4 separate regions of the Mus musculus genome follow, and all the other regions are linked to region 1. A link is a loop called in an ENCODE intact Hi-C map of the cell type or tissue named here. Cell type or tissue: left cerebral cortex. All regions are shown on one strand. Region 1 overlaps Arhgef17 (Rho guanine nucleotide exchange factor (GEF) 17). Region 2 overlaps Arap1 (ArfGAP with RhoGAP domain, ankyrin repeat and PH domain 1). Region 3 holds the start of P2ry6 (pyrimidinergic receptor P2Y, G-protein coupled, 6). Region 4 has its middle 39 kb from the start of P2ry2.

What was found. A loop is a pair of places that touch in the nucleus more often than their neighbours do. Peaks named below come from ENCODE experiments on the same cell type or tissue, not always from the same donor. Only the 100,000 strongest peaks of a DNase experiment are listed, where the experiment ranks them.
Region 2: a loop joins it to region 1, with 2.4 times the contacts of the local background. A loop is called at or near these places in 2 of 42 quality-filtered maps.
Region 3: it touches region 1 in a loop (5-fold over the local background); 7 of 42 quality-filtered maps call a loop at or near these places.
Region 4: it touches region 1 in a loop (7-fold over the local background); 14 of 42 quality-filtered maps call a loop at or near these places.

Annotation. Positions count from the first base shown.
Region 1 is chr7:100,904,204-100,912,203 of GRCm38, forward strand. The region is part of intron 1 of Arhgef17 (Rho guanine nucleotide exchange factor (GEF) 17); the gene reads right to left. Among named protein-coding and RNA genes, the nearest start is that of Arhgef17, 24 kb to the right of the region's middle. In left cerebral cortex, CTCF peaks have their summits at 3,205 and 4,534 (motif pointing right); DNase peaks (open chromatin) are centred at 3,205, 4,564, 7,179 and 7,963; H3K27ac peaks cover 1,614 bases.
Region 2 is chr7:101,370,668-101,378,667 of GRCm38, forward strand. It overlaps Arap1 (ArfGAP with RhoGAP domain, ankyrin repeat and PH domain 1), which reads left to right. Exons shown (of 34, transcript NM_001040111.1): 3 at 2,289-2,834. The coding sequence starts at 2,326. Among named protein-coding and RNA genes, the nearest start is that of Gm35219, 20 kb to the left of the region's middle. In left cerebral cortex, a CTCF peak has its summit at 3,681 (motif pointing left); DNase peaks (open chromatin) are centred at 3,671, 7,234 and 7,397; H3K27ac peaks cover 324 bases.
Region 3 is chr7:100,961,716-100,969,715 of GRCm38, forward strand. It overlaps P2ry6 (pyrimidinergic receptor P2Y, G-protein coupled, 6), which reads right to left and starts at 2,651. Exons shown (of 3, transcript NM_183168.2): 1 at 2,504-2,651. In left cerebral cortex, CTCF peaks have their summits at 3,604 (motif pointing left) and 5,287; a DNase peak (open chromatin) is centred at 2,714.
Region 4 is chr7:101,047,021-101,055,020 of GRCm38, forward strand. No RefSeq gene overlaps it. Among named protein-coding and RNA genes, the nearest start is that of P2ry2, 39 kb to the left of the region's middle. In left cerebral cortex, a CTCF peak has its summit at 4,984 (motif pointing left); DNase peaks (open chromatin) are centred at 4,957 and 6,140.

The DNA of each region.
Region 1 (8,000 bases):
TGCCTTCAAGCCTGCAAGCTTCCTGCACTTCCGAGACACACTGGCTGCCTGAGTCACCTTTCTCTGGTCTCTTCTTTCCGAGTCAATGATATAAAGAGGTTCCCTTGAGTCAGGAACATTCTGGAAGATGAATACAATGCTGCCACGGGCCATGCCAGGATCAAGGACTACCAACCCAGATGTGCTGTCTGGCTCTCCTGCCCCACCCATACCCATGAAAGTGGAGTTGGTACTACACAGTCGCAGCCTATAGGCCATCTACTTCCCAATGGCTGCTGCCACCTCTGATGCTCCGTCATCAAGGAGACAAAAGTTACAAAAGGATTCCGTGGTATGGAGCCCAAGATGGCTGGCTATGGAGCTGTGTATTTCAGGTTCAAATCCTCGCTACGCTACTTAGTATGTGGATTGGGGAAGACACTTCATTTCCTGGGGCCCCCGCTTCCTACCACCCTTTCCATTGCCCATCCACTCCCCTTGGTTCCCTAGATCACTTCCTGCCATCAGTAGACCCTCCTTTCTGGAAGGAGAGGCCTCTTAAGGTTTCTCAGTTCCCAGGCCTCACAGGCAGCTGGAAGGGAAATGTCCAAGCCACAGAGATCTCTGGGGACTGGCTGCCCCGGGTGGGGCTGTCACTGGAGGATGAGCTCTGGGGCTTGGAGGGAAAGCTCTGGGGCCTAAGGAGCTAAAGCGCCTTCCTGCTTCAGAGGCAGAGTCCTGTGTGCAACTGGAGACGGGGTTAGGAGCAACATGAAGCACGGCCCATCTGTGTGGCCCCTTAGTTATCTGTAGCCACAACTGCACAGCAATCCATGTTGTAACGAACCATGGGGTTCTAGGCAGAGGTTAAAAACTGAAGGGTCTTTCAATAATGATCAAAACCAGCTACGTTCAAAATAATCCCAAACAGAAACCAGCAACACACCACTAGCCCTCGCTTACAAAGCATTTGCCGTGGGTTCCACATGGACTGCGTCCTTTCCATGACTGCCTCCTGTCCTCACAGTCACCCCGGGGTGATGTGTCGGGTGATATCTGTCAAAGCTCGTGTCCACAACATTGTCCATCTGGTAGGCTCTTCCTCCAACATGGTGCAAACACTCTTCTCACACAGCATGAGGTCCAGGGCCCCTCTTCTCCAGACTGGATGGACCTTTGTTACTCTCTTGGACACAGATCACTAGCAGAAGTGAAGTCACAGGACACCTAAAACTTGCTCTTCTGGCTTGTCCCAGTGATGACGGGGATTGAACCCAGGGTCATGCAAGCACTCCACCATTGTGGTGTTCTTTTGTTTGTTTTTATTTAATTTATTTAAAAAGTTTTAGATTTCGTGTGTGTGTGTGTGTCTGCATGTATGTTTGTGCACCGCATGCATACTTGGTGCTCTCGGTTACCAGAAGAAGGTGCCGGATCCCCTGAAACTAGAGTTGTGGATGGTTGTGGACTACTATGTGGGTGCTGGGACCCATATCCAAGTCCTCTGCAAGAGCAACAAGTGCTAAACTGCCGGGCCAGACCTCTAGTCCCTGCTTATTTATTTATTTATTTATTTAGATTTTTCGAGACAGGGTTTCTCTGTATAGCCCTGGCTGTCCTGGAACTCACTTTGTAGACCAGGCTGGCCTTGAACTTAGAAATCTGCCTGCCTCTGCCTCCCGAGTGCTGGGATTAAAGGTGTGCTCCACCACGCCCGGCACTCATTTATTTTTGAGAGATGGTCTCACTATGTAGCCCTGGCTAGGCTGTAATTTACAAAAATCCTCTGACTCTGTTTACCAAGTGCTAGGACTAAAAGCACGAGTCACCACACCTGGCTTCCTCTAGAGATTTCTAACTTTGATAAGGGGTCTCACTAAGCTGCCCAGTTTACCCTTGAACTAGCTGTGGCAGGTCCTGAACTTTTCCTACTCAGCCTCCCAGTACCTGGGACTACCTTGCTCCATGAAGCCTGGCAGCCTGCATAGCCATAAAGCCCGGCCTACATGTTGGGAGGGAGCCCGGGCCACATGCCATGTATAGATGTTCCAACTAACGGCTTAGACGAGGCCCGAGCCAAACATCAATATTAACTGCTAAGTCTGAGAGGAACGAGTCTAGCCCAGGCACCACCTGACTACCATGAAACTCACAGTGAAAAGGAGACAGAGGCCCAGTGAGGCAGACAAGGATGCCAGGGCCCTGCAGACAGGAAGAGGCAGTGCTTGGACCTAGAGCTCTTGCTCTACTGGCAGAGAAATGAAGCCAGGCTGATTTCTGCATGAACCCACATTTCATCTGTTGGCCCAGAGGGGTCAAGTTGGGACCCCAGCAGGGGCAGTAGTAAAAAAATAAAACAGAGATCTATTGGCTGTGAAAGAAGCAAGAGGTAGCCCTCGCTCTCCTGGCTGGATTCCAGGCTGTCTTCTGATGGCTAAACCCGGCTGGCCCATCTCTCAGCCTAGAAGAAAATCCCTGACCACAACACTCCTGGCCCATCCCAGACCTGGGGTAGAGCATACACTGCGAGGTCCTCGATGGGGACCTGAGGTACAATTTCTCTCCACAGCCCTATGTAGGCCTCACACTGTCCCTGAGTGCCCTGTGATAACTCCCCAGTCCAGTCTTCAACACACTACAGATCTATACTTTGCCAAGACAGTAACAGAATCCAGGAGCACCTCTCTGACCTCCCAGGAGCACCGTGGTCTAGGAAAGACACCGGTTCCTACAGGATGTGTACTGAGAACTTCAGTGGGGTGACCTAGGCTAAGATCTAACCCCAAGCAAATGGCGTATCAGCAGCTGAAAGACTTCACTAAGTTGCAGGGCACATAAATAAGAAGTCAGGCCAAACCTGGGGCACCCTGAATTAGGAAGTGGGGCTGACAGCTGTATTCGTTTCCCTGGATGGCTAAGACATAGATGGAAACAGAAGGGAGGTCTCAATGTCTGCCTGCCCCAGGACTACAAGAATAATCCAAACAGGAATGAGTATAAACTAGACATACACTGGGTACATAACATGTACCTATTGGCTGGCCTTCCTGCTCTGTGACTTAGTTTCCCCTTCTGTAAACAGATGAAGGAGGTGGGAAAGTTCAAGAGGGTTCTAAATTCCCCACTAGGTTCCCAGAGGGTGACTGAGGTCATACTGGGAGAAAGGCATGGCTGATGAAGCCCAAGTGAGGAAGCTGGGGCTCTAGGACTGCACTTCCACCAAGCACTGCTAGGTGGCAGCAGAGGCCTGCAGGACTGGGATTGTAGGGCATGTGGTTTGAATTTAACTGCATGATTTTTTTTTTTTTAATGTGGGGTTTTTTTCTTTTCGTTTTTTTCTGTCACTCCACCCCTTTCAGTTTCAAGAGGATACAGCTGAATCTTCTAGGTTTCAAAAGAAAAGTTCCTTATCCCAGATAACAGAAGTAGGAGATGGGGGCTGGAGGGTAAGTCGGACCTCAGCAGACGTGAAAAGCATCGGATGAGCCAGTCCACTCTGAACTCAACCTCTCTGCCCACTTCTCCCCCGTAGCCACCATTTTACAGGTCAGGAGCCAGGCATAACTGAGTGTGAGACCTTGGAGGAGAATGCTAACAAATCTGTATTCTAAGTTTGTATTTTAGGGGCTCCTAGGATATCCCTGCCAGTCCTGCACACAGGACTGTGCCCTGCCTTGGCTTGGAACCCCAGGATGTGTTGACTTCCAGGAGACTTTCCCTAACAGCTCTAAAAATTCAAATATCCAAACCATGTTCAGAATGCTACCCAGGCCGGCCGGGGCCCCACATGGTCTGAACTTCAACTCCTACCTTCATGTAGCTGTAAATACCTTTCCTCAGTGTCTATTTCCCTACCTGGAACATGCCAGATCTACAGCTCAGTGGCTGTTCTACAAAGAATGGCTCCCTACCATCTCCACCCATCTTGGTAGTACGGAGGGAGGCTGGGGTGAAGGGTCGTGGGAACGGAAGTTTCTAGGGTTTGATTCCAGCCCCTCCAATTCCCTCCTTTCTTCAGACCAGGCACATGGGGGCGGGGGGCTCCATTTGTACACTGTTGATAGAGATGGGGTGTCTTGCCTGTAGGGCGGAAGATGATTCATTGGGCCTTGGGCCAGGCACCCTGGGAAAGGCCAAGCCGGCCCCAGGCCAGTGCCCCAGGGAATAAAGGACAGGGCCTGACTGGGCTGTGTATAAATCCTAGGGACTCTCAAAGCCCGCAGCCAAAAGACGCCATCTTCCCCACTTAGACAATGCCAGAAACCCTTCTGCTCAGGCCACCAAAGGCCCCGGGAAATGAGGTGGCCGAGTTCCGCCTGCTGCTGTGCCCTCCCAGCCCTCAGCACGGGGTCCATCCCCACACGCACCTTGCCCTTGGCTGGGTCAAGTCCCATTTAATCTATTCTCTGCTTTTTCCAGGGAGCCTTAAATCTCCTCCCTCACCAACCTCACCTCAGGCCAGGGCAGGCGCCAACTGCCCCACCAACTGCCCCGTTGTGACTCCCAAATCAGTCCATCCTTTTTATTATGCTACAGACCTATGAGGACGCTACCTCGGGCACCAGGGGGCAGTAACAAGATCTGGGAGCTCCAGGATAGAGGAGGCACCACTAAGGCCTAGAGCCGTTTCCCCAGGGCATACAGTCAGCACACAGGTGTGAATAGAGACAAAGACAGCAAGTGTCCGCAGGATGAATAGGCACAGCGAGGAGGCCACGGGTGTCTATGATCAACCTCCTAAAATGAAAGGGCAGTAGGGCAGACCCCACCACCAACACCCTTCTCTCTCTTTGTTTTGTGATTTGGGTTTTTTGGAGACAGGGTTTCTCTGTGTAGCCCTGTCCTATCCTGGAACTCACTTTCTAGACCAGTTCCCACAGAGTTCTGCTTGCCTCTGCCTTCCAAGTGTCAGGAAAAAGGTGTGCGCTGCCAGCTGCCACCACTCAGCGGGCGCCATTCCTTTCTGCTGGACGAATGGTATTACTTCCCAGCACAGAATGTCTCAGGACCTCAGGGGTTTTTTGTTTGTTTGCTTGTTTGTTTTTTTGTTTGTTTGTTTTAAAGAGACAGGGTTTCTCTGTGTAGCCCTGGCTGTCCTGGAGCTAGCTCTGTTGACCAGGCTGGCCTCGAACTCAGAGCTCTGCCTGCCTCAGCCTCCTGGGAATTAAGGCGTGTACCACCATAGTCCGGTAGGGCCTCAGGGTTTTAGGGTCTCTTCACTTGGCCAGAAGTACCCACGTAGCTGGGATATACTGTGACCTCACCTTACTCCGACCGTGCCCTCCAGGGTATACTGTTACCAAGTGGTTACATCAACCCTAGTGTGTCGGGCTCAACCCAGACCTGACAGAAGTTTCTGTCATCACACCAGGCCAGTTTGCTCTGCTTCCTTCCCAGTGGGGGCTCAAGGGCCACCACTAGGCCTGGGCCACACTGGCAGATGTGATTTCTGCTGACCACCAGCAGCTTGTGCTTCTAGGCTCTTCTGTGCTTTCCCCATCAATTAGTGAGCAGCCCTAGAGCTGAACAGAGAAGCTCCCAGAAGATGCTCATCTGAGGTCAGCCAGTGTCAGCCAGTGGGGTGGCTTCACGTCCCAGGACCAAAGTCCACCCTAGGAAGGCATCCTGACGGCTCAGAGGACCACTCCTGAAGCTTTGGCTTTGAGTCTTCAGAGTCTCCAGACTTGTAGCTGTCAACAGAAAGTGGCAGTGCTGTCTACTCGGTACCATGGAGTATGCAGAACAGCGCAGCACTAAGTCTCCTAAGACTCCATATCAACTCAGTGACAACACTGAGACTCAGCGCAAGTCGTGACTTGCTGGGTTCTCAAGACTAGGCAGTGGGCTGGACCCGAATCCTCCTGCAGCCACTGACCACTAAGTGGCTGGGACTTTGGATAAATCACTTAACTTTACAGAGCCCAAGGACAGGAAGACAGCAAAGATCTAAAAATAGCAGGTCTATCTGTGGAGGGATTCCACTCTCTGCTGACTAAGCACCTCCCAGGTGTTGGCTTTAACCTCAAAATAATCTCCTGGGTGGGCCCTATTATTACCTTGTGTCACTGGCGACCCAAGCAAGATCTGCCAAGCAGGCAGGACTCCACCCCAGGGGACCCTGGGTAGAAAAGTTGGGACAGTTTACATCTGTCTAGAGTGCCAGGAGGAGGGCTTCTTCCAGCCAGGGGTTAGCCTGAGAGTGTCAGCCTGGGCTCTCCGCACATGGACTCTACCTACACAGCCCGCGTCAACTCCAGCTACAGGGAAGGGAGGGCTCCTGAGTCATGGGCCCTTAGGAAGACCTCTGAAAAGTTACAGAGAAGGAGTCCACTGTATTATCAAATGAAAGCATAGGGCACTCCTATCGACAAACTGTATTGCCTCAATGTCATCTAAAAATAAAGATAGAGAAAGAGATAAAGACAGAGAGAAAAGGGACACACCTGGAAGAAGCCACCAGAATGTCAACGGTAGGCGGGGCCTAGGGCATGGGAACAGGACAGAATAATACACAGCCAGGGACACTCTTGATGGCTGACTGACTCAGAAGACCAACCTGTACCTCGATTTTTCTCATCTATAATGCAGGGATTAGAAAGCACTTATTTCGCACAGTACCAGGAGTCAAGACGCCACTCAACAAATACTGGCTGTTATAAATAAGGCTGAATCGTTACATCAGGAAGAAGGCTCTAAGAGACTCTTGAAAGGCAGATGTCTAAGAACGACCAGTTTAGCCTCCTCCAAAATAGTCCCTGGCAGTCCTTGCTTGCACATCCCACAGAACTGAAGGGCTCAGTCACTCCCTCCACTGGTACTCTGGGAACAGCTTACCCTATGGAGGAAGGGCCAACATGTGCTGGACCCTCTAATGTCTGGGTACCAGCTCAGACTACCAAGGCCAATAGAATGGCTGGGATGTTGGGAGGATCTTCCCCCACCTACCATTCCAAAATGTTTGGTCTAGGGTTTTTCTATGGGGGTGATTCTCTAAGTAAGGTTGGAGGCTTTCTCTGTGGCTCTCAAGGCCCCTGCCTAGATGGTCACCTCTGTCCATCCCACTCTGTGCCTCAACAGACAACTATCTGCTGGCAGTCCTAACGGCCTTTCCCATTTTCTTGTTTGGAAAACAAACGAGAAACCAGCTGGGCCTGACCTCCTCCCCAGCCTTCTCCTGACTCCCTAGTCCCTAGGGGTGGGAGGCCCTTCTGCCTCCTCCCTGGACAAGGGCCTTGTGGAAAACCCCAGAGGAGAGGCCTTGTGAGCTGGTTGTTGCCATGGCAATGGCAGCCCTGGAATTTGACCACTGGGGCCCTGGAGTGGGGGTGGGGAGTTGGTATAGGCCATGCTGGGGGCAGGGAGGAAGGTCCAGAAGCCCAGAAGCAGGAGATGGCAATCCAAGGCCCCTCCATGGCCTCAGTATCCCCATTATAAAGGGAGTGAGGAATGGCTCCCAGGATCTCTCTTCTCTGTTCTGATGGATGGGGGAGACAGCCAGGGAGAGGCCAACTGTGCTCTTTGATAGATAACTAGGACTCCAAGGGACAAGGACTCACTAGAAATCAAAAGCCAAGTCCACAGCAGTGGCGGAGTTAGTTAGCTTCTGAGATGTGACCTCTCCACACTCTGGCATCTCTGTGTCTCTGGAGAGGATGAGGGTGCCTGCTCAGGGTGGTGACGGCTGGACTAAGAGCTCTCCTGAGACAGAGTATAATGTGTCTGCTCATGGTAACCCTTGCCGTTCCTGGATCTGGAGGGCGGGCAGAGGGCCTGCCCCTCCCGGCTTGCTGTGCCAGGCTGCAGTGGGTATTTTTAAACAGGCGCCCGCCCCTTGGCCTTCCCACCTGCCCACTCCAGGAACACAATGAGCTCGGCTGCCAGCCTTCCGTGTACTTCCGACAAGTTCCAGCAAGCCACCCTCTGCATCCCATCTCCTCCCTCCCCATCAGCCCAGCAGTCAGGATGCTATCCAGGGTCCCCTCCAGCTACAATGCTGGAGGCTCAGAGAGGTGGCGGAACTT
Region 2 (8,000 bases), 470 kb after region 1:
AAAATCACTGTCTTGTTCCTCACTGTAATGGGAATGTTTTTCAGATTTTATTTTTAATTATGTGCATATGTGTGTGTTCCTGCTTGTTGGTATGTGTGCCACATGTATGCAGGTTCCTTCAGAGGCCAGAAGAGGGCACTGGATCCCTGGGGGACTAAAGTTACAGGTGGTTGTAAGCCATCCAACATGGTTGCTGGTCCTCTGGAGGAGCAGCGAGTGCTCCTGACCTCTAAGCCATGTCTCCATGCCCCTGCAATTGGACTTTTCTCGTAGTTTGAGGTTATATGAGGTTTGTTTAAGTCTGTTAAGTTAGCTCAGTGCTGAACCCTACCATCACCTCCTCAGTGCTGTGGGGATGACCAAGAGCCTTCACTCTTTGGATCTCTTAGTTGCCTCTTCCTGTCTTCCTTGGACTCTCAGCAGAAAGAGGCTCTCAAGTTCTTGATATGAGGGTGAGTTCCCACTGCTCAGTGCCTGGTGTGAGGGAGAGTTCCCACTGTCCAGTGCCTGGTGTGAGGGTGAGTTCCCACTGCTCAGTGCCTGGTGTGAGGGTGAGTTCCCACTGCTCAGTGCCTGGTGTGAGGGAGAGTTCCCACTGCTCAGTGCCTGGTGTGAGGGAGAGTTCCCACTGTCCAGTGCCTGGTGTGAGGGTGAGAGTTCCCACTGCTCAGTGCCTGGTGTGAGGGTGAGTTCCCACTGCTCAGTGCCTGGTGTGAGGGTGAGTTCCCACTGTCCAGTGCCTGGTGTGAGGGTGAGTTCCCACTGCTCAGTGCCTGGTGTGAGGGAGAGTTCCCACTGCTCAGTGCCTGGTGTGAGGGAGAGTTCCCACTGTCCAGTGCCTGGTGTGCGGGTGAGTTCCCACTGTCCAGTGCCTGGTGTGAGGGTGAGAGTTCCCACTGCTCAGTGCCTGGTGTGAGGGTGAGTTCCCACTGTTCAGTGCCTGGTGTGAGGGAGAGTTCCCACTGCTCAGTGCCTGGTGTGAGGGTGAGTTCCCACTGCTCAGTGCCTGGTGTGAGGGAGAGTTCCCACTGTCCAGTGCCTGGTGTGAGGGTGAGTTCCCACTGTCCAGTGCCTGGTGTGAGGAAGTGTTCCCACTGTCCAGTGCCTGGTGTGAGGGAGAGTTCCCACTGTCCAGTGCCTGGTGTGAGGGTGAGTTCCCACTGTCCAGTGCCTGGTGTGAGGGAGAGTTCCCACTGCTCAGTGCCTGGTGTGAGGGTGAGTTCCCACTGCTCAGTGCCTGGTGTGAGGGAGAGTTCCCACTGTCCAGTGCCTGGTGTGAGGGAGAGTTCTCATTGTCCAGTGCCAGGCTGCTTTGATGACTGAGTCAATGAACGAATGGATGAACAAATTAATGTGTTTGTTTGTTTGTTTGCTTGTTTTTTAACTCTGTCTTGGTGGTAGGGGAGGGGATTGCACAGAAGGCCAGGATCCAGAGGCTGTGTGGCCTGGAACCTTCAGGGGCTCCTTTCCGAGGGGTCTTCCCCCCTCCCCCCAGGCACTCCACTTAAGGGACATGGAGGCCAGCAGTGTGGCCTTCCATCCCACATGTGCTCACTGAGCCTCCAAACCTGGCCCTCACCTGGGGATAGGTGCCTCACAGGGATTGGGCCCTGGCCTGTGTCTTGCAGAGAAGAGTGAGTACGGGTGTCTTGCCTAGTACCGACCATGCCATTTCTCATGGCAGTAGCTGAGCCTGTAGGTAGGGGGTGTGATGGCTGTAGAGGAGATGATATGTGAAGAAACCTTGAGTAGATGCTACAAACACAGGGACTCACAGAGTAGGGAGACGAGGGTTATTCTGTCAGGCCTGGCAGCTCAGCTTTGCCTGGTATGTAGTCACAGTGTAGATCTACAAGAATAGAACTGGGGTTGGGCATTGTGGCACACACCTATCGTCTCAGTGCTCAGGAACCTGAGGGAGGAGGACTGATGTAAGTTCAGGCTAGCCTGGGCTACGTAGTAAGTTTAGGGCTAGTTCAAGGCCAGAGCCAAAGAGGCACATAGCAAAATCCAGGGTCAAAACATGAAAGCCACTAACAGCGAGAGAATAGACTTTGAGTTCATGGCATAAGCAGGTCTGGGTATTTCAGTTTTCAGCTTTCAAGGCTTTTGTCTTTCAGGATTGTAGTCTCTGGGATTTAGGCTTTAGATTTTGTTCTGTTGGAATTCTGCCTTTGAAATTATAACATTCAGGATTCGAACCAGCATAGTGTGGAAGCTCACAGAGCGACACTGTTGGCCATGTTCCCCGGGTTGCTGCGCCTCTCACCTGTGACCTTCTGTTCCAGGTCTGAGCCTAGCCCTGGGCCTCTGCTGACAGAAGCCATGGCAGAGGGTTACGATGCCGCACTGTCTGTAGCTGAGTGGCTGCGGGCACTTCACCTGGAGCAGTACACGGCACTCTTTGAGCAGCACGGACTGGTGTGGGCCACCGAGTGCCAAGGCCTCAGCGATGCTGGCCTGCTAGACATGGGCATGCACCTCCCCGGCCACCGCCGCCGCATCCTGGCTGGTCTTCACCGCGCCCATGCACCCCCAGTCCCTCTGCCTCGCCCCGCCCCACGGCCCGTGCCGATGAAGCGACACATCTTCCGTTCACCACCTGTGCCCGTCACTCCACCAGAGCCGCCGCCCACAGCTGGAGAGGATGAGGGTCTGCCTGCCGCTCCACCTATCCCACCCCGCAGGAGCTGCCTCCCACCTGCCTGCTTCACTCCGACATCCACAGCCGCCCCAGATCCTGTGCTGCCCCCACTGCCTGCCAAGAGACACTTGGTAGAACCCAGCGTTCCTCCTGTCCCTCCTCGAACCGGACCCCCCTACCCACAGGCCAGGTGAGTGACATCACGGCTGGTGGGTGGAAAGACCTAGAATGCAGAGGAACCAGGGTTGGAGGAATGACCCTGACTGCTGGTGGGGACACAGGTTTAGAGAGAAGAGAGCAGGGCCAGGCCAGGGCAGAGTTGGGTAAGGGGCAGACGGGAGGATAGCCAGGACTTAAGGATACCTAGATATGTGTAGAAAGAGCAGGGGAGCCACCAGGGTCGCGAGTGTCTATCCCAGCAATAGGGGGGACCCAAATCCCAGGACCTGTCTGAGCGGCAGCCTGCTTAACCTGCTTACTGTCGGTCCTCTTCAGAATTCCTTCTCCTCTCTCCAGCTAGTCTCCTCCTTGCTTCCCCGAACTTTTCCCACTTTCTATGGACACTCCACTACTCATTCCTCCCAGCTCTCGGCTGTTTGCTCTGGTGCCAGCCAGAGAAGCGTCTAAAGTCAGGCTCCTTTGGAGTTTTGAAGGGATGTGCTGTCAGAGGTCTCTTGTCCTTGTCACTGCTGGACGGTGTTGGTGAATTTCATTGATGTCTGCAGCAAGCCTTCTGTGGAAGGTGGGAATTGTGTTCTGATTTCTAGCTGGGAACCTGAGGCTTGGGAAGGACTAGCTGGATCCATGCAGGCGTGTGGGAGTGATGGGAGGTGGGGGCAGGGTGCACTTTTGTGGAGAAAACCTGTGAGGTTTTGTCCATCTAGAGAGTAGCATTGAGTCAGAGGATCTTCTAGCCCAAGCCAGGTCTGAAATTATGAGATGTAATTGATGGAAGAAATCACAAGATGTTTTTTGTTTCCTGGATCCTTGGGACCCTGTTTCCACAGTATAGATTCATGGTTCTTAGTGCTATTGTACCCTCTAGTGGCCATTCTCCTGAGTGCAGAAGAGAGAGAGAGAGAGAGAGAGAGAGAGAGAGAGAGAGAGAGAGAGAAGACTCAGAGTTGCTGGAATTCAAGATACCCTGGATTTACCATGCCACATCCCTTTTCTCCTGCCTTCTCCTAACCCAGGGTGTAGATTTTGATTTTTTTTTAACCTTAATTTTAAATGTTTTAACCTCCTTTCAAGTCCACCATCCACCAGAGGTAATAGAAAAGAAAGGTTATTAGTATATGGGAGCAGTGGACCTGTTTAGAAATTCTTTTTTGGAGCAAATCTCATTTGAATTGTTAGGATACCAGTAGTTCAGGTCACAGAGATCATCAGTGGCAGCTCGATCGACTCCTGAGCATTTTACAAGTTTACTAGCAGTCTAGTTGGTAGTGTCAGGTTAGCAAACAGGAATCAGTAGCGGTGGCAGGACCTAGCAGTGACAGCCGGGTCTCAGCTGAATTGGCATGAGTCAGCAGGAGGGACCAGGACCATCAGAGAAGGCAGGGGCATTTTTTTTTTCAAGACAGGGTTTCTCTGTATAGCCCTGGCTGTCCTGGAACTCACTTTGTAGACCAGGCTGACCTTGAACTCAGAAATCTGACTACCTCTGCCTCCCAAGTGCTGGGATTAAAGGCATGCGCCACCACTGCTCCGCCAGGAGAAATTCTTGGCTGTGCCTTTCTCAGTGAAGCAGAGATCAAGAAGCCCCTGTCTCTGTCCGTTGGGTCCTTTTTATACTCCCCCCAAAAGTCATGCGTCTTCCACGGGTCTTGTCTCAGCGTGTGAGTCTGTCTTAGCAAAACTTCACGTGAGTCTGTATCTGCTGACGTCACTCTGTCAATTGTCCTGCGTCTGTGGAAGTGGCAAGAAGCCGTGGGAACCTCTCGAGAAGTTTTTTTGGTGTGTTTCTCTCTATGGAATCATGACAAACAAAGTCCAACAATGCGATGTAAGGTGGATGAATACACGCGTGTGGTTATTGAAGAATCCTTCATCGTGCACCGTTTCACGTCCTTGCTTTAGCAGAACGTCTTTTTACCTGTGTCTGCCTCAGGAAAACACTCTTTCACATGTTTGCCCCAGCAAAACACCATCTGACACAACTGACTTTCCAAAGAAACCATTAAGTTTCCACTTCACCAGGGTAACCCTCCAGCGATGTTTTAGGAAGGGAGAGGCCTTTAGAAGAAGACAATGGGAAGAATTCAGCTGAGATAAAATTTTAGACTATAGACCAAGGTCTATAAGCAAATCAGGAAAAGAAAACAAGAATGGGGTTTCCACCCTCTGTCTTCTGCCCTCTGCCCCCCAGGACCTGATGTCCTCTGGCCTCTGCCCTCTGCCCTCAGGACCTGATGCCCTCTCTAACTTATCTGGGCCCTCTGTGGGTCTCCTGACACTTGTACTTATTCAGGAAACTCTTAGGGTAAATAAAAATCTTATCCGAAGCCCTGAGTCCCAGGATACAAGGTTCCACTCTCACAGTCTGAATGCAGGTACTTGGCCAGGATATGGGGAGTCAAGGCCTCTAAGACATCGGGTTCTTCAGTAGTCATGGGGCTGGGGGGATTATAAAATGGTGTAATACTTGCAAGAAATCTCTGTGCATTCTTCATGGTTTTTTTTTTTTTTTTTGCTTTGGTGTTTGTTTGTTTGTTTGTTTGTTTTTCTGTGCTTTAGGATCAAGCTCAGGGCTATGCCTATGCTAGGCAAGTTCTCCACCACTGCTCTGTGTTTCCAGCCCCATCTCTTGCGCTACAAATCATCTGGACGTTACTCACAATGCCAGATGCGCTGTAAATGCTCTGTAGGTAACTACCATACTAGATTGTTAGGGAACAGGGACAAGGAAAAGCTCTCCATGTATTCACGACACATGTGGGTTTGCCGCATACATTTGGATCTGCAGTTTGTTGACTCCGTGGACGTGGAGGCAGAGGGTGCATCTTTGATCCCCTTGGGGCAAAATGGTGCCAGGCCTGACATCTTTTTCCTGGGGATGACACATCAAGAGTCATCTGCAGTCTTCAGCTCGTAGTATTTAGTTAATGTATATGAGTACACTGTCACTGTCTTTAGACACACCAGAAGAAGGTGTCAGATCACATTGCAGATGGTTGTGAGCCACCATGTGGTTTCTGGGAATTGAACTCAGGACCACTGGAAGAGCAGTCGGTGCTCTTAACCGCTGAGCCATCTCTCCAGCCCCTAGTTGTTGTTGTTTTAATTTTTATTTTATGTGAGTGGGTGTTTTGACTGTCCACATGTCTGTCCACATGTCTAGGTATACATATGCACATATGGCCAGCTGTCTGGGTGGTAGCATGTCTGTGTATTTGCATATTTGTGCTGGTTCTGCAGGTGGCCATGCTGGATCCCAATAGGTACAGGGATCTGTACAATTTCAGTGGTGACAGGCCTGTCTATGTGGCTCATTTGGGCTGAGCAGACATATACATGGGCCTGTGGCTTATTGCTGCTATGGGGATTGCAGTGCTAGGCTGTGTTGTTAATAGTGTGCAGATGCTGTTTGGGTAAATGAATTGGCACATTTATTGTTTGTGTACTGTCAAAGTGTGAGTCATTGTGCACATATGTGTGTGCATATGCTGCCAAGAGCCGTTAGAATGTCAGCTCTCCTAGGGCTGTGGGTTCTTCGTCAGTTTCCTTTACGATTGGATCCCCAACGCCTGGCGAGCAGTACCTAATAGCCCTTTATACACGTCATGGAGACGAAAGGCCCCTGAGGCCAGGAGCTTTCACACTGGGGTGCTGAGCTTGGGCGTCTGCAGATGATGTGAGCAGCCCACCCTGGGCATTGAGCTAAGGGGCCCCGAGCTCATCATCTAACTCCTCCTTAATTCGTGTCATCCCACCTGTGGGGTGGGGGTGCCTTCAGCAGAGATGGTGGGAAGCAAGAAGCTGATAGGATTCTAGGTCACAGAAAAGCTGTAAGCAAACCAGAAAACAAGGAAAGATGGGGGTTCCCTCCTTCCTGTCTAGTCAGATTGGGGGCTTTTAGAAGCAGGCTGGCATGCAGCCTGAAGACCCCACTTCACCTCTACATCTGTCACATTGTTATTTCAGCCCATGGCCATGAACTGGCTGAGGGGAAACTTGCCCAAAGCCACTCCGCTCAAGAGGGGAAACCAGTGTTCAGATCCTGCCTCCTGACCCTGTTCACCCGGCTTCAGGTGTCAGAGACAAAATCCTCAGGACTTGCTTCTTTGGATCACAGAGGAAACATTTCTGACCAAGGGTCCTAGAATCACTCCACACAGACCCTTCCAACTCTCTGTGGGTCTCAGCTTCCTCCTCTGGTACTTGGATACCTACAGGTATTTGAGGAAAAGGAAGTATTTGCCCAGAGTGGCTAGCCACTGGCTGGAGTCACACCTTGCAAGGTTTCCCTTCTCTGACCCAGAATGCCTTGCCGCTCAGCCAATCCCTTGGTCTTTCTGAAGCCTGATCACCTGTTGCTGGGGCAGAAACTCTTCCCTTCAGGGAGCCTATTTTGCAGCTTCTTTGGGCCTCTTCAGCAGGTTGGGATGGGAAATGCACCATAAGGGCTAGCTAGAATCAGGGCTTCCTGGATACATACCCTGTGAGGCCTCAGGGGACCAGCTGACAGGGCTAATTGCCCCATTTTAGTTTGCACGGTGCTGGCGTGGCCTGAGGGGCGGGGAGGAAGTATCTGTCCCAGGGGATTATGGGTGACGTTTCTCTTTCTCTCTCTCTCTCTCTCTCTCTCTCAGTGTTTTCAGGAAGTGTGTTGGCCTAGGCAGAAGGGGGGCGGGGAAGGGGTAAGAGAGGCGGAGAGCAGGAAGCAAAGACCAGAGCTGGATACACACATACACACATACTCACACAATCTCTCTCTCTCTCCCTCCCCTCCCTGACATATTTATGATTATATTCAGATACATACACATTTACACACATTCAGAGACACTACCCATAGGTGTGCATAGACATACCTGGGGCTCACATATACAAGGGAACAGGATTCAGACACAGACGACAATAGGGCTTCTGGCCACAAGAACAGCCAGAGCCCACACAGGCTTCTAGGGACAGACACAGGACACCTTGGCACACACTGGTCTACCTGGCTGGAGCCTTAGGAGTTCTTAGGCCTAGGACAGGATTCAGCAGGCCTCTGAGGGTGAGTGAGGGGCAGCTCTGGCTACGGGGCTGGGCAGGTGGGAGGGCTGGGAAGACGAGAGTCTCTCTTTGTCACTTTCTGAGCTGCTTTTCCAGGGTGCTGTGATTTCCCTTGGTTTGCTCAGACAGTTCCAGG
Region 3 (8,000 bases), 58 kb after region 1:
GGCTTTGAACTCACTGTGGAGCCCAGGCTGGCTTTGCACCCGTGACCATCCTGCCTAAGCCAAAGCGATGCCTTATTTTCTCCCGTGTGCAGCTCATCCTGGCTGAACGTACTTCCCGAGACACTTGCAGCCTCCTGGGTACTCAGTAAATTAATGGGCACGATTTCTTTTACTTTCCAATTTTCTCAAGTGTATTTTTTTTTTAAAGATTTATTTATTTATTATATGTAAGTACACTGTAGCTGTCTTCAGACACTCCAGAAGAGGGCATCAGATTTCGTTATGGATGGTTGTGAGCCACCATGTGGTTGCTGGGATTTGAACTCGGGACCTTCGGAAGAGCAGTCGGTGCTCTTAACCACTAAGCCATCTCGCCAGCCCTCAAGTGTATTTTTGTATAATGTATGTACATGTATGTTCACATGTATGGGGACACTTGGGTGTGTGCTGCACAAGTGTGCAGAAGCCTGAGTTTGGCATCTAGCATCTTCCTCAAGCTCTCTCCACTTTATTCATTGATATGGGCTCAGTTGAGCCCAGACCTTGGTAGCACAGCTAGCTGGCTTGTTCCTGTTCTCACCTCCTGTGCTCTGGCATTATAGATGACCCACCTCACTCACATGGATTCTAGGGATCTGAACCCCCATCCTTACACTTACAAGGCAAACACTTTAACCTCTGAGCAATCTCCCCAGTCACACACTTTCAGCTTTGCATCAAAGGAGTTGTTTGCTCCTTCATTGAGGTGTTCACTCAGCCAGACAGCCAGCACATTAGCCAGGCTGCCACAGTGAAAACCGAGTTAGGTCTTAGGAACTGAAGTCTAGTATTGCCACCAGCAGGCTGAATTCCATGAATTCTGAGATAGGCACTTCTCCTCACAGACCTCCATCTCCCTGTCTGTAAAATGGAATACTAGTAGCATCTCCAGAAGACATTGGAATATCACAAAGATTCAATGGGACAACTGAGGTTCCCAGCCAGCTCTGAGACTCAGAGGGAGGGTGGTGGCATAGAGGAGCCAGGCAGATTCTCAGCACTGAAGACAGTCCTATAGGGACCCCCACCCCCCAGTGAAGTCTGTAGGAACAGTTCCAGGGTGAGGCAAGAGGACAGGCTAGAGATAATAGTTAGTGTTAGTTTCTAGACTATGACCCCCCAACTCTTCCTGGTAAACTAACAAATAGTAAGGATATACCAAAAAAAGAAAAAAAGAAAGAAAGAAGAGAAGAGAAGAGAAGAGAAGAGAAGAGAAGAGAAGAGAAGAGAAGAGAAAAGAAAAAAAGAAAGAAGGAAAGAAAAAAATTTCTCCAGGCTGGCCTTGAACTCATTACGTAGCTGAGGATGACCTTGAATTTCTGATCCTCCTGCTTCTACATCCTGAGTAGGGGCATGACAGATACTCACTGCCATGCCCAGTATCTTGTAGTGCTGAGGATCCAGCCCAGGGCTTCAGACATGCTTTGCAACAAGCTGAGCTTCATCCTAGCCAAATGGAGTCTCAGCAGTAGAAACTCCCACTGGCACTGGAGCTACACACACTCACGAACTACACATCCACACCTTTGTCTTGCACACACATGCAGATGCACCATGGAAGGCATAGCACTTGGTACATGCATGTAATCCTAGCGCTGGGAAGGCTGCGCCAGGTACAAAGCTAGCTTCGTACGTTCCGGAGGTAGCAGTACCAAATATGGGGCGCCTGCCTGCCTTTCCTCCGTCAGGATCAGCAGAGGCAAATGTGAACAGAAACCCTCAGAAGGATTTAGCCCTGCTCCCAGATACATCCAATTACTCTGCTTTTCTTCCCCTTAACAAGCAGTGCCTGGACTCAGGGAATCCGTTTTCCCAGTGGAGTTAACCTCAGGCTACATTGTATTTTAGCATCCTTCCTGCTAGTTCCTGCCAAGGCGCCTGAGCAGCTCTGAGAGTCCCGCCCAGCCCCTCCCCAAGGGACCCTCTTTACTCTCTAAAATTTGACACACACAGAGTTTTGGGTTTTTTTTTTTTTTTTTTTGAGATAGGATCTTTCTGACCTGCAACACACAAGAGATGCACTATGCAGAAGAGGCTAGTCTTGAACTCACAGAGATTGCCTACCTCTGCTGGGATTAAACACATTTATATGCTATATCATCTAGCATAGACAATACTCAGGCACATGCTCAGCTACTTGAACTCACAGGTAAGAAGTTGAGGCCCAGAAAGGGGAAAAAATGTCATGTTTCATTCAGAAGTCAAACTCTGACCTCTGCCTCAGTATTCCACCTCCCCACCCAAGACACAGTCAGGTCCCCATTTCCTTGCCTCCTCCACTCCAGGCCTCTGTGCCTTGTCCCCCGGTGTTGTGCAGCCTAGTTCTGGGCAGAACTTGGTAGAGGAAATAAGAGGAAGGGAGAAGGCCCCACACCCACCCACACCTGCTCAGCCTTCTGCACCCAGCCCGGGACTGCAATGGTGTGCACAGCGGGCAAACACTGGAGGAGGGAAGCACCCTTACCTGAAAACTCCCTCTGACACAGCAACCGCCTGCAAGCCATGAGAACTGGAGCAAGCTAGACTCCCGAAGCAGCCCCTGCCACCAGGCAGTTCTTGTGCCCCAGAGTGCAGGAGTCTGGGAGGTGGCAGATGAGGTAACTGGGACTACCAGGAGGGGAAGTGACACTGTCTCTCAGGCCTCAATCTGGAGATCTTGCTCAAGTGTCTGGCACAAGGCTGAGTCAGCCACTGCCGGACTAGGAGCAAGTCACCCCTAGCTCTGCCCACTCAGCCTAGCGATGGGGACCGTCGGACCATCAGTTTAGCCTGAGGGTTCCTGGGAAGATGGAAGGAGGGAGCACTCAAGGCCCAGGGCTGGGCACAGGGAGGCTCCTAGCTACACACCAGCTCCCCTCCTGGCCTCTCTCAAGTTTGGACAGAGCCTGGCTCCTGCTCATTACTGCCACAGGGAACAATTACCCTGGTTTCTCAGCAGTGCCTGGAAGGCTCATTAAGAGAGACCCAGACCCCAAGATTAAGGAATCTGTTGTCTGTGACTCCAACCATGCATGTCCAGACACCACTCTCCAGGGACCAAGAATGGCTCCTCAGAAAGAGGGTGGCTTGGAAGAAGGGCAGAACAGGGGTGACTCTTCCTCCCTAACCTCCATCCATCCTGGGGCTTGGGCAGGACCAGCAGAAGGCAATGGATAGCTCTGCCTGGGTACTTGACTGGCCCGGACAGCCCCTCCCTGTCAATCGGATTATCCCCTATCCCCTTTCTCCTCGTCTGGTGTCATTTACTAGGAGTGAGAGTGCAGAGCAAAGTCTCTGATCGGAGGTGAGAGCTTTAGAGAAAAATCAAGAGAGGTGTGTTGAGTAGAGTTAGGGTCTCCTCAAGTGGACTGAACTAGGATTTACTAGGTCTCCGTTTCCTGTACCACTTTCTGTCTCTCTCTGGAGAAGTCCACCCAGCCTGGAGGAGACCGTACCTCAAGCCCTACAGGATGGAAGCAGGCCAGGAGCTAAGGCCAGGCAGGCTCCTGGGCCCTGCTTCAGTTCGGAACGCCAATGCTTTGATTTGTGCCCAGAGCCTGGCCTGCAAGCCCTCTGCAGGCCAGAAGAGGAAATACACCCTCTGACCTACCCCAGCAGAGGGGTGGCTCTGGGGCCTTGCCTGGGTTCCAAGACAAGGCAGAGGTGTCTTGTCCCTTGGTCCTCTTCCCTGGCATGTATACATGAAAGAAGAGCCTCACAGTGGAGTTGTGTGAGGGAGCTAACACAGCTCCAGGTGTAGGAAGATCAAGATTCCCTACACAAAGCTTGCTTGGTGGTCCTAGCCTGCCCCATCCCCTAGGCTCCCAACCAAGCCCATTTTTCATACTCTAAGCCCCAGAGGCAGAAAGCATTTTCCCTTAGCCCAAGGATAAGATGGCACTGGTTAACTCTGCTTGAATTTGCTGTGTGACCTTAACCAGTGTCTGTCCCTCTCTGGATCTCAGTTCTCCTATCTGTAAGATGTAGTAGTAATAGCAATAGTAATAGTAGCAGCTGCAGTAGTAAGAATGATGATGATGATGATGATGATGATGGTGGGGTGATGATGATGATGGTGGTGGTGGTGGTGATGATGATGATGGTGGTGATGATGATGATGATGATAATAAATGAAGGCACCCACATCTTGGTGGTACCATGAATGGTCATCACAGTAACTAAAAGGCAATGTGCAGACCAAGATAACAGAGGGTATCACACGTTCCTCACATCCTGAGACCCTGATCTCTCAGGGCCCCTGGCAGCAGGCCCATTCTCTTGATAAGAAGTAAGTGTGACTTCATAGAAAACAAAGAAGTCGCTACTCCCACCCAATAGCAGGCCACTGACAGGAAGATCCCTCTGTCCCTGTGTAGGGAAAATCCTGAAAAGGAATACTGCAGTGGGGGGGGGGGGCAAAGTATCCAGAGGGTCAGCTCCCAGGCGAGAGGACGTGGCAGTCAACCTGGAGGAATGCTGGGCACGCACACTTGCGGGCTGGTCAGGGAGTGCGTTCACCTCTACATTGTGGGGTACAGTGCTTGTGTGCATCTGTGCCTTTGCTGTGCTGTCTACATACCTCACTCCAGGGTACCCCAGAATTCCCAGTCCACAGCAGTGTTTTCCCAGGCCCGCAATTCCAGGGCAGCTCAGATGCCATAGGAGATTTGTAAGGTGGCAGCCACCACAGGCTCCTCGACTTTCCCCAGAACAAAAGCAGTTGCATAAGAAGAGGAGGAAGGCTTAGGGGATTAAGCAGGCTCTGCCAGATCAGCCCTGGGTGTGGGCTTCTCTGGAAGGGCCAAAAGCCCCACTATCCTCAGACCTTTAGTGGCCCAAAAGCAATGGGCACTGAGCCTTCTTCTACAATGACCTCTCTGCCTCGAGCCACCTACAATAAGTCAGACACTCCCACACAGCCAGGCTACCCTGAGAGCCCTGTCCCTGGTGACCACTGCTGGATCAAGCTCACTGCCTTCCTTCTGGCCTTCCTTGGGTATATTTACCCCTTGCAGAACTGTGCTTCCTGCAGCAATAGATGAGAGCTCTCCCTGCCCACTGAGGATTGAGAAGGAGCCACGGGTAGGGATGGTCTCTTGTATATTCTAGGTCCCAAGGCCCTTATCCGATGGCTCCTTGCCACCCTCAAGATGTGAGAGAGTCAACACCATTCTCCGTTCTGTCTGGAATAGGAGAGGCCTGGTTGGGTTCTGTAGGAGATGTGGCCTCCCTGGGCGTTAGTGTCACTTCAAGCTCTTGGCTAGTAAGCTGGGTGCTGTTCTCAGACTGGGGGTAGGGGGCGCTCTGGCTGAGCCACAGAGCTCCTTCAACCCATCCCACTAGGATCCTGGGGCTGCTGTTTGCCATCTTAGGAAAGTACAGATACCCAGAAGAAGAGCAGGTAGCCCATGTCCACCCGTGGTGTAACCCCTACTGAAGTATGCCCATCATATTCAGACTTAGTACACAGATCTACAACACACACACACACACACACAATAACATACCTATGCACTCATGTCCAGCAGAGCCCATGCAGGGTTTAAGCTTAGTTTAGCAGCAAGATGGTGCAAGGCTCTTGCAGAACCAGGAAAGAGATGATCCCGATTTCTCCAAAGGCTGCTAGACTTCTGTTCCCTCACAGACAGGTCACGAGGTTTCCCATGGATACAGATCACTTAAGGCCACTTAGTGGTGTGGTGGGCTCATTCTTAGAAAGGCCCGGGTCAGACCGCACAGAGAAAACAAGCAAAAGTTCTTCAGAAGATAGCTTTTGACAGAACCGCTCAGCCGCTGGCTCGTGGTAATGTGCTAGGCCTGGGGAGAAAGTTCAGAGAGCAGAAACAGCCACCACACGTCCTGGACCTGAGTCAGAACCTGAGCGAGAAGCCTCATACACTGGAATGCACTTGAAATCCCAACACTGTTGCAGCAATATGGGTGGCAAAGACAGGAGAATCACGTGGGAACTCACCAGGACAGTTACGCCTGGTGCACGCAGAATTCCCAACACTATGGAGGCTGAGGTCCATTCTGGACTAAATATGGAGACACAAAGGCTGTACAAAGAAAGGCTGATGGTACTGGTCTACAGCTCAGCTCAGGATCCAGCCTCTGGGGAACGCAGGGCGGGCATGAGGTCACAGGCACTAGCCCAAGCTCCTCTGCCTCCTTCTGGATCTACTGGATGAACCTGGCCACAGATCAGCTCAACTTTAGTGAGCTAAAAGCGTGAACTTTGCACCTTGGGGCATCATGGGAAGCACCAGTGCAGCAGGCTGAAGCCCCGCCCTAACTAACGAGAAGGCATCTCCAACATCAGAGAGGAGTCAGTTACCGAATACTCCAGACAGAACCAGAGCCTCCCCACCGGCTCTCCCAGGACAGAGCTTAGGATGTGCCAGGAACTGTTCGTTCTGAGCCCTGAGACGGGGCCAGTTAGCCCTCCCACACTAGCCAAGGGAGGTTCAGTGCTACCCTTCACTGTTCTGAGCCTGACACTCTTAGAGTACCATAGTAGCAGATCAAGGATTTGAACACAACGCTTTTGACACGGCACACACCCTGGCCATTGGAGCAGTGTCTCTCGATTCAAGAGGCTGAAGAGACAACAGAGAAAGGGAGAAAGCCCAAAAATCCAGCGGACTTTCTCAGAAGAGTTATTCTTTGTGTGCTTTGATTTCTCCACTCCTCTGCCTAGCAAGAGCTGGATGGCTCAGACAATGGTCACGTGTACCACATGGTCTTGTCAGGGGCAGATACCCAGACTAACATGGTGGCCAAGCATCCTAGGAGCCAAAGTGAAAGAGAAAAAGCAGAAAGGATTTATGGCTCTTCACCGCACCTCCTCACCCCCAAGCCCCGCCACCCCAGGTAAAAAGGAGACAAATATTTGCCTGATTGGGTGGAGCCAACACTAGGATAATCCTGCTTCACGTTCTATGTGCACTGAGGAGAGCAACATAATCAGTTACGCATTAGTGAGCTCCGGCTGCAAGAGATAGATGGAGAAAGACAGACAGACAGAATGGAAATGGGGAAGAGAGGGAAGGAAAGAGGGAGGGAAAGGGAAGCAAAGAGACCAACCACCACAAGGCATACTAAAAAGACAAGGTTGTGACATTTCCTGGTCATCCATATAAAGTCTCCCACAAGTAATACACTATCAGGGATGTTTGTGTTAGGCGAAGCTTCCATGCTCAGGGCTATTGAGGTGGGGTAGAAGTTTCTGACCTTGAGCCAAAGGACACTCTGAAGAACATCCAGAGAAAGCTGCCTTTCCAAGCTCTGTAGGTCTGCGTGTTCCATGAGGCTGCAGCCTGTCTGTCCCATGAGGATCAGAGCGCTGTTTTGGGGAAACACTGTGGCTCCCTTTCAGCTTTGCCTTAGGCGAGGGAGGACTCCAGAGCACAGAGGCTTTTTGGGAACAAGGCTGTTGAGTGGACTATGGGATGGAAGGGCTTTTCTCCTCCTGTCTGAGGTCCTGGGGTTGGGGGTGGAGTCCCTGGCCACTGAGGCAGGAATGATAGGGTGAGGAGCACCCACATGGCATTGAATTGGGGTTAAGGGAAGAACTAAAGGACGCACAAGAGCTTCAGGGGCCTCTGAATGGAGTCCGGGGGCTAGAACTGTTCTTTCTTCTTTGGGGTTCTCTTTTGGCGTCCTTACTTTCTAGCCCTCTGGTGAGGTCAGCGTCAGCTGTGACAAATGGAGAGGGGGCCATGGTGAGAGGCAGTCAAGGTTTCCAGGGAGAGGGCCTTGTCCTGTGGAGTCTTTGACATAACCCAGAAGGGACCCCTGAGCTGGCCCTGAAACCACACCATTCTTGCCGCAGGACACAGCAGGAAGTGAGGGAGAACGGGTATCAGACACACTTGGAAAGGTGGGAAGGGTTTCCTGGGGGGGTAGGGAGGGTCACCTGGGGGGGGGGACTGTGTGGTGACTGGAGTAGCTTGAGCAGCAGCCAGTAGCCCAGTGACCCC
Region 4 (8,000 bases), 140 kb after region 1:
ATCCAATGGCTATGGAGCAATCTGCCATTGTCAGCCCCGGCTCAAGATAGTACCTGCTCCACGATGCCTCTCTGTTTATCTTTAGATTCCTCCATTTTCCACCATCTGGAGAGTCCTCTTTGGGAGTGAACTGAGTAAAAAGGTGTGTGTGTGTGTGTGTGTGTGTGTGTGTGTGTGTGTGTGTCTGTGTGTGTGTGTGTGTGTGTGTGTCTGTGTGTGTGTGTGTCTGTGTGTGTGTGTGTATGTGTCTGTGTGTGTGTGTGTATTCCCAATGGTTTTTCATAAATGAGATCAGCCTTCTACCCTCAACAGGACAGTTAAACAAGCAAGTATTAGTGAAGAGCCGAGAAAGAAGTTTCATTTAATGGATCCATAATCAAAAGATGAGCCAAGAGGCCCCATGAAGCCCAAGCTGATCCCCAGGGTCCTGACATGAGGTTGAGACTTACACAGAGGGCTGTGGGTATACAGAGCTAAGAAGTTCTGGTCAAGGTGAGCTCCTGCCTATCATTGCTTGGGATCTACTCTGTCCTTCCTACATGGTGGTCTAACAAGTTGTGAAATCTCTCCTTGGGAGGCACTAGATCTCATGATTTTCCTTCTCCCAGCATGAAGAGTCCTGGGAAAATTCTAAAGTCTTGGGGACCATTATCACGATAGCCACAGAGAAAAGTCCCAAAGTCTCTTTAAAATATCTTCATTTTTGTCAGGGTGGTTACAGTTGTTTGGCTCAAAACAATTTAAGATAGATCACTAAGTATTTCTTGAGCGCCAGCCAAATACACACAGACCGTTCATATGCCCACCTGCAGTCAGAGCCTGGGCACCATCAGGTTCAGAGGGCAGGCACAGCCCATAGGAGACGTCAGGGAATGAACCAGAATGAACAGGGATGAGGCAGCTGAGACTCAGAGAGAGACCCATCTGGCTTGGGTGATGCAGACAGATGTGAGGTTGGGGATTCAGACACAAGGTTTCCAGTCTAGTGTTTCAGGGGTTCCTTGGCTACTAGGAGAGAGACATCTCCAGAAGATTCAACGGCAGCTCATTGGCTGGCTGGCTGCCTGCCTGCCAGTTAGCATCCTGCTCAGTCAGCCCTCCTGGAGAGAGCCAACTGAGAGCAACAGGAAGAGCTGAGGAGGTGGGAAGGACCCAGGAGTAACAGTTCAGGGACAGAAGGGGCAAAGGCTGGTGACAGGTGGGGGAGCAGCTATAGCTTCCTCCTGACCCCTGCTTGCAGCCCCTTGCCCTCTGCTTAGGTTGTCCTCAAGACCAGTTACTGTTGCTAGGCAACACAGTCCTGAGGGAGCAGGGTGGGGAAGGTTGGGGTTCGGGGAGGGGCAAGCTTGAGGTTTGACAAGGAGGGCCCCAGCAGACAGGGACCCTATCCCCTGGGTGGGCATACTGTATGCCGAGTCCCCAACAGTCTTTAAACTCCTCTCACCCCCTTTGCCCCTCCCATACATCTTGGGATCGTGTGTCCTTATACCTATTTCATAGGAGAGGGCTGGAGATGTAGCAGTTACCTAACACGTACAAGGTCTAGCACTCAGGAGGCTGGTGCAGGAGAATTGTAGCAAGTTCAAAGGCTAGCCTCGGCTACAGAGTAATAACCTCTCCCCCCAAAAGACAGAAGTGCTGAGAATGTATCTTGTTAGGTAGAATGCAGGCACAAAAAGCCCTGGACTCGGCCCTAGCACTTCATATAACCGAGCATATTCACCCCTATAAACCCAGCACTTGAGAGCAGAGTCAGGAAGATCAGGAGTTCAAAGCCGGCTTCTGCTACATAGAGAATTGGTGACACCCATGGGTTATATGAGCCCTGTACCTCCCAATCTCCATACATACACTCCTCTTACAAAGCAAGGCATGATGGTACGCACCTATTCAGGAGGTAGGAACAGAAGGATCAAGGTTTAGGGTCATTCGTGGCTACATAGTGAGTTCAAGATCAGTCTGGGCTACACTGTCACAAAAAGAATCCTAAGAAAGAATGAAAAAAACTGCTCATTGAGCTGGCATTTGGGGGACCCCTGAAAAGGCCCTTCCCCTCTCTCTCATTCCGCGCTGTCATCCACAGGTCATAGGATGTAAAGTCCAACTGGGGAGGCCTGAGTTTTAGTGCTAGCTCGGCCATGATTGGCTCTCGGGCATGATTGGCAGATGAAGAATGGAGGCATCAGTTCTCCCAGGGATCGTTGCTCCGACCTCTCTGATCTCTGGTAACTTTCTAACAGCGTTTCATTTGTCTCTTTGCAGAGAAGTTGAGCATGTCCCTGGCTGGAAAAAGATGGCTCTCGTCACATCCTGCCAGTTAGCTCTGAGGGTGACTTCCCAAGCAGTGGTGGGAGAGGCTGGACAGAGGACGAGGATTCTAATTTCACCTCTTGAGCCAAAGCCGGGTCTGGCCTTCTCAATCCTCTGAGACCCCAACTGACCTCACTGCTGAGAGGCTGGGAACGGACCCAGGCTGAGCTGAGGCATGGACTAGGAGGCCCTAAAATTAGCTCCAAGGCAAAGGGAGCAGGGACTGGCCCCAGCTGTAGACTCCCACAGTGCCAGGAATGGCGTCCTCACCCAGCTCAAGTGGAGAGACCAGCCAAGGCTTCAGCAGGGACTTGTCACCATGCTGGGTGCCAAGAGTCACAAATTCCTATAGGCACAGGTCAAAGAGCTTGAGGGACAAGAGGGACCCTGGCCAGCTCCTTGGGCTTTGAGTTGGGTTCCAGCCGCCAGCCTTTCAGAGCTTGGGGAGGTACCAGGGAGGAGCATCGCTATTTATGTCTTCCTGAGACAGGGTTAAGGGGACTGACCAGTCCTCTCAAGGCTGAATTAGATAACCTCAAACCTTAGTACCAACTCCCAAGGGTGTAGGAGGATCCGAGAGTAGATAAGTGTCTCCTGGGAGTAGGTTGGAGACACCAGTGACCAGCCCCAAAGTCAGGGCCTTTCCTCTACCCAGGGTAGCAGCTCCACCTGCTCCCTTCTCTGCCTGACTGCTGGAGGGGCTTGTGGAAGTGCAGGTTCTGCTAGGCATGAAAGCACATGTTTACAATCACTGCCACACACACCCAGGACAGCCAGGGCTACCCTGAGAAACCCTGTCTTGCAAAACAACAACAACAACAAAACCTAGACAAAACAAAACAACAATGATGAGGAAGAAGAAGAGGAGGAGGAGGAAGAGAAGGAGGAGAAGAAGAAGAAGAAGAAGAAGAAGAAGAAGAAGAAGAAGAAGAAGAAGAAGAAGAAGAAGAAGAAGAAGAAGGAAGAAGAAGAAGAAGAAGAAGAAGAAGAAGAAGAAGAAGAAGAAGAAGAAGAAGAAGAAGAAGAAGAAGAAGAAGAAGGTGATGAAGAAAAAAAGGGAGAAAAATTAACAAAACCTAACCTTTATTGAACACCATACCAGGATGAGGTATTAAAAATGTTACACATCTTTCCTTCTCTCTCTCTCTCTCTCTCTCTCTCTCTCTCTCTCTCTCTCTCTCTCTTTCTTTCTTTTGATATGGTTTTTGGTTTTGTCAGGCAAGATCCCACAATCCTCTCACCTTGGTCTCCTGAGTGCTGGATTATAGACATGTGCCACAAAGTTCAACTATACTTAGTATCTTATTTGATTCTCTTAACAACACCAATGAATAGACAAAACTGAAGCTCAGAGCTCTTCGAGCGACTTGCTCAAGGTCACAGAGCAGATCAGCAGCAGACAGGGCTGGGATATACACTTGTACCAATGTCCATCAGCACACCCATCTTGTGAACGTGACCTTGAGAGCACAGCGCAGCTTGGTGGCCTTGGGGAATGCACAAGGGAAGCAGAGGCGAGGCCTGGGAGGATGAGGAAGGGTCACGCATGCACGGTGATTCAGAAAACAAGCTTGGAGAGTGGAGAAAGGGAGGATGACACATCCCGGCTTGAGGCCTCCCTCGGCTGGCCAGCTCCTTCCTACTTCCTTCTCTGTGAAATGAGGAAGAAACTCGGTTTAGAGAAGGGTTCCACTCCAGGCCTGCCTGGCACACAGTAGGCCCTCAGGATGTGTGGGCTGGCCTTGCCTTCCCCTAGTGACTTGTACCCTGGCTGGCTCACGGGGTTAAGTTAAGGGTCCTCTGGAGAGGACCAAGGAGAGGTATTAGGGTCACAGCCCAGAAAGGCCCCTGGGAAGCAGACCCTGACAGATACTCGGAGTCTGGCTCTGCCACACCCCTTATCCCACCCCTGGCCCTTCCCTCTTGGCCCAGGGTGAAGAGGCAGCCAGCTAGTTTACCACAAAAGCCCTCTGGAAAGTAAACACCCTCCACCTCCCACACCCCATCCCACCTCCCATACCCTACTCCACCTTCTTCTTTGTCAAAATGCCCTCAGCTATATGAGAAGCATCCTTCTAGTGCCCAATAGGCGAATGCCCTTGGGGACTTACATCCGGCCTGGCCTCTGGAAGTCTCTAGTGACTCATGTTCACTTCCTCCACCTACAGTCATAACTTTGCCGCTGTATCAAGAATATGTCCCTTAAACTGTCCTCACTTGGTAACTCCTGAGGGGCAGCTTCAGGAGGTGGATCCCCACCCCCGACCCCCCACCCCCACCCCCACCCCCGCATGCCTTACATAGATGCGTGTTGCTAGAATAAAAAGCCACTCCTATAGACCTCTGTAAAAAGTGAAAAGGGCAGAGAGGCCATTAGCTTCTCCTGGGACAGAATAGAGACCCCTGTGAATCCTTGAGTCCTCTTTAAGCATGTGCTGGGCAGTGGAGCCTCTGGCCTCCTGCAGAGAGCTGACTCTCCTCGGGAGTCCAGATGCCAGAGAATTCACTACATCTATCTTCTTCATATACCACATGAGAAGTCTGGGGCTACGAGAAGACCATCACCAGACAGGGTCACTCAAAGAAGAGACACTGAACAGTCCTTCTGAGAGTGTTTCCGAGAGAGCCTTCACTAAGCTGCCAAAGGTGGAAAGATGACTTTGGCGCCACCATGTGGCGTAAAGGAAGAAACGCAGAGCTGGGGAAGCTGTTAGTCTTCCAGGATGGGGGCAATTCGTCCACACTAGGACCCTCCTGGGTAATAGGGCCCTGCTCTTTCCCGTTACACAGCCTCTGTCCCTACTGGTCACTCCAATGCAGTGTCTCTCTCCCACACCAGACTAGGAGCTCCTCAAGGGCAAAGCCAGGTCTGAATCATCACACCATTTGTAAAGCCATTGTAAGGGTTTGAGGAAGTGATTTAAGCTGAGCTGAATTCAGTATACAATGGGGGCAAAAATTTCTGCCCAAGAATGTTTATTGAATCAGTGCTTTAGAAGCAAGAGTCGTGCTAGTCACTGTTGACGTAGGAGATGGGTGTAGGGGCTCCTTATGCTGTTCATTTCCCTTGTGCTTGAAATGTTTTGAAACAAAGGAACAAATAGAAAGCATCAAACTCCACTGATAGAGTCTAAGTTAATTATGCACAGCTGTGCAAAGGAAAGTGTTTAGAGACATTAAAATGCTAGCACAGGGTTTAATACTGAAATTGTTTTTTAAAAGTATTTTAATTACATTTACTTATTCATATATGTGTGTTTTATTGATATGCATCTATATGCCATATAATTTGTTCATGTGGCGTATACAATTTAAACCAGGTATGGTGGTCACAGGGCTGAGGCAGGAGGATTGCCACAAGTTTGATGGTAGCCTATGCTATATAATTACTTGGAGGCCATCCTGTGATACACGGTGAAATCTTGTCTCTAGAAAGATTTCTATTACTATCATTGTACTGGATAATAATAGTAGAAATGATGAAGTGTATGTGTTAATGATATGTAGTATGTTCCCCAATATTCTCCAACCGGCACCACAAGCAGTTTATAATATTTTCATCTTCGTCAACAAAAGTGCATGTCCATTAATATACAGCCACTCTTCTATTCCCCTACCCCACCCCACATCCTCAGACTTCCTTGTCTCTGTATGGACTTGCCTAGTCTGGATTCTTCCCATAATCAGAAACAGAACCATGCTGTTTCTACTTAGTGTAATGCTTTCAGGTTTCATCTAGGTCACAGATAAGCCAGAAATAGCAGTGTTTCATTCTTTTCTATGACTAACTAGCACTCAGTGTGTAGGCAGGGAGATAGGATCTTTTGAGTCTAGACCTTGAATTCACTATGTAGTCAAGGATGGTCCTCTTGCCTGCACCTCCTTGCCTGCTGGGATCGAAAGCATGCATCACTATGTCTGGCATTATCTGATGTGGGTAATTGAAGCAGAGCTCCCTGCGAGCTGGGCAAGCACTTTACTGCACTGAGCTACATCCCTGCCTTGTTTGACATTTGCTTTTTGAGGGCTACCCTGGGGAGGGAGCCAAGGCCTTGAACATACTGTACAAGCATTCTACCAGAGTTTCATTCCCAGTTCTTGGTCTTTTGAGCCAGGATTTATCAGTGTATCTTATGAAATATGTTGGGAAGCTCAGACTGGCTTCAGATATGCAATCCTCCTGCCTCAGCTTCCTGAGTGCTAGGATAATGGGTATGTGAAACCCAGTTTCACTGTCTGTATTTAAATTTTTTAAATTAAATTCTCTATTTTATTTTATGTGTGTGGGTGTTTTGTTATGCATGTACATCTTATGCCTCTTGTAATCCTGATGCCTGCATCTGTAGTTCCCTGGAACTGCAGTTATAGATGGCTGAGCCACTATATAGGAGCTGAGAATTGAACCTGGGTCCTCTGGAAGAAAACCAGTGCTCTTAGTCACTGAACTTTTTATTTATCTGTTTGGATAGTATTCTGACCACTGTTCAACCACAGTTTTATGCTAATTTATGCTAATTACCCTGCTTGGATGTATACTTAAGCAGTGGAGTTTCTAAACTTTTTGTTTTGATTTGAAACGGTGGTCTCACTGTGTAGCCTCCAGAGTGCTGGGCTGAAGTTTCTAAGTGTATGGAACCTCTGTGCTTGTCAGAGGAACTGCCATGTTGCTCCAAAGACAGGCCACATAGTTTACCTTTCCCTAGGAAGAAAGTTTCATTTTAGCCTGGTGTGGTGATCAATGCTTGTTACGTCATCCCTCAAAAGGCTGAGGTAGGAGGATCTAGGCAAGAATGAGGCTAATCTGGGCTACATAGCAAGACCCTGACTCAAAACAAAAACAGAACAGAAGGGCTATAAAGCTCCTATGGCAGAATAGCTTTCCAACATGCACAGAGCCTGGCCTTCACTCCCCAACACCACACAAACTCCATCCTAAAATCCCAACACTTGAAGGGAAAGGCAGGAGAGCCAAAAGTTCAAGGCTAGCCTCAGCTACATGTTTATAGCCAATGTATGTGGGCAAGGCACACCCAGGTATCCAGGTACATTATTCAACGTTTCCACAAATTATGGTGTGTTTTGTGTGTGTGTGTGTGTGTGTGTGTGTGTGTGTGTGAGAGAGAGAGAGAGAGAGAGAGAGAGAGAGAGAGAGAGAGAGAATGTGTGTGTTCATGTGGAAACTGATGTCATCTTCAATTGCTCTTCAACCATGTTCATTGAGGCAGAGTCTCTCAGTCAGAGGCAAAGCTCACCAGTCTGGCTAATCTTGCTAGTCAGCCTGCTCTGGGGATTTCCTGTCTCTGCCTTCTGGAACTGGAGTTACAGGTGGGCCACTACAGCCACTGAGCATCTGAAGGTTTCTGAGGACCTGAACTTTGGCATCCTCCTTGCTTTGTTTTTCAGATAGGATCTTAAGTAGCCCAGGGTGGTCCCGAACTTTCTATACAGTTGATAATGACCTTGAACCCCTGCCTCTATTTCTGGAGTGCAGAGGTTTCATGAATGGACCACCAACCTAGATTTATGAAGGGCTGGGATCCCGGGCTTTGTGCATCCTAGGTAAGCATTCGACCAACTGAGCTACACCCAGTCTTTTTAAGTCCCTAACTGCTGAGAAATACTATTACATTAAAACAAACAAACAAACAAACTTGTGCTCAGTATTAATGTGCATGGGGTTACATGTACAA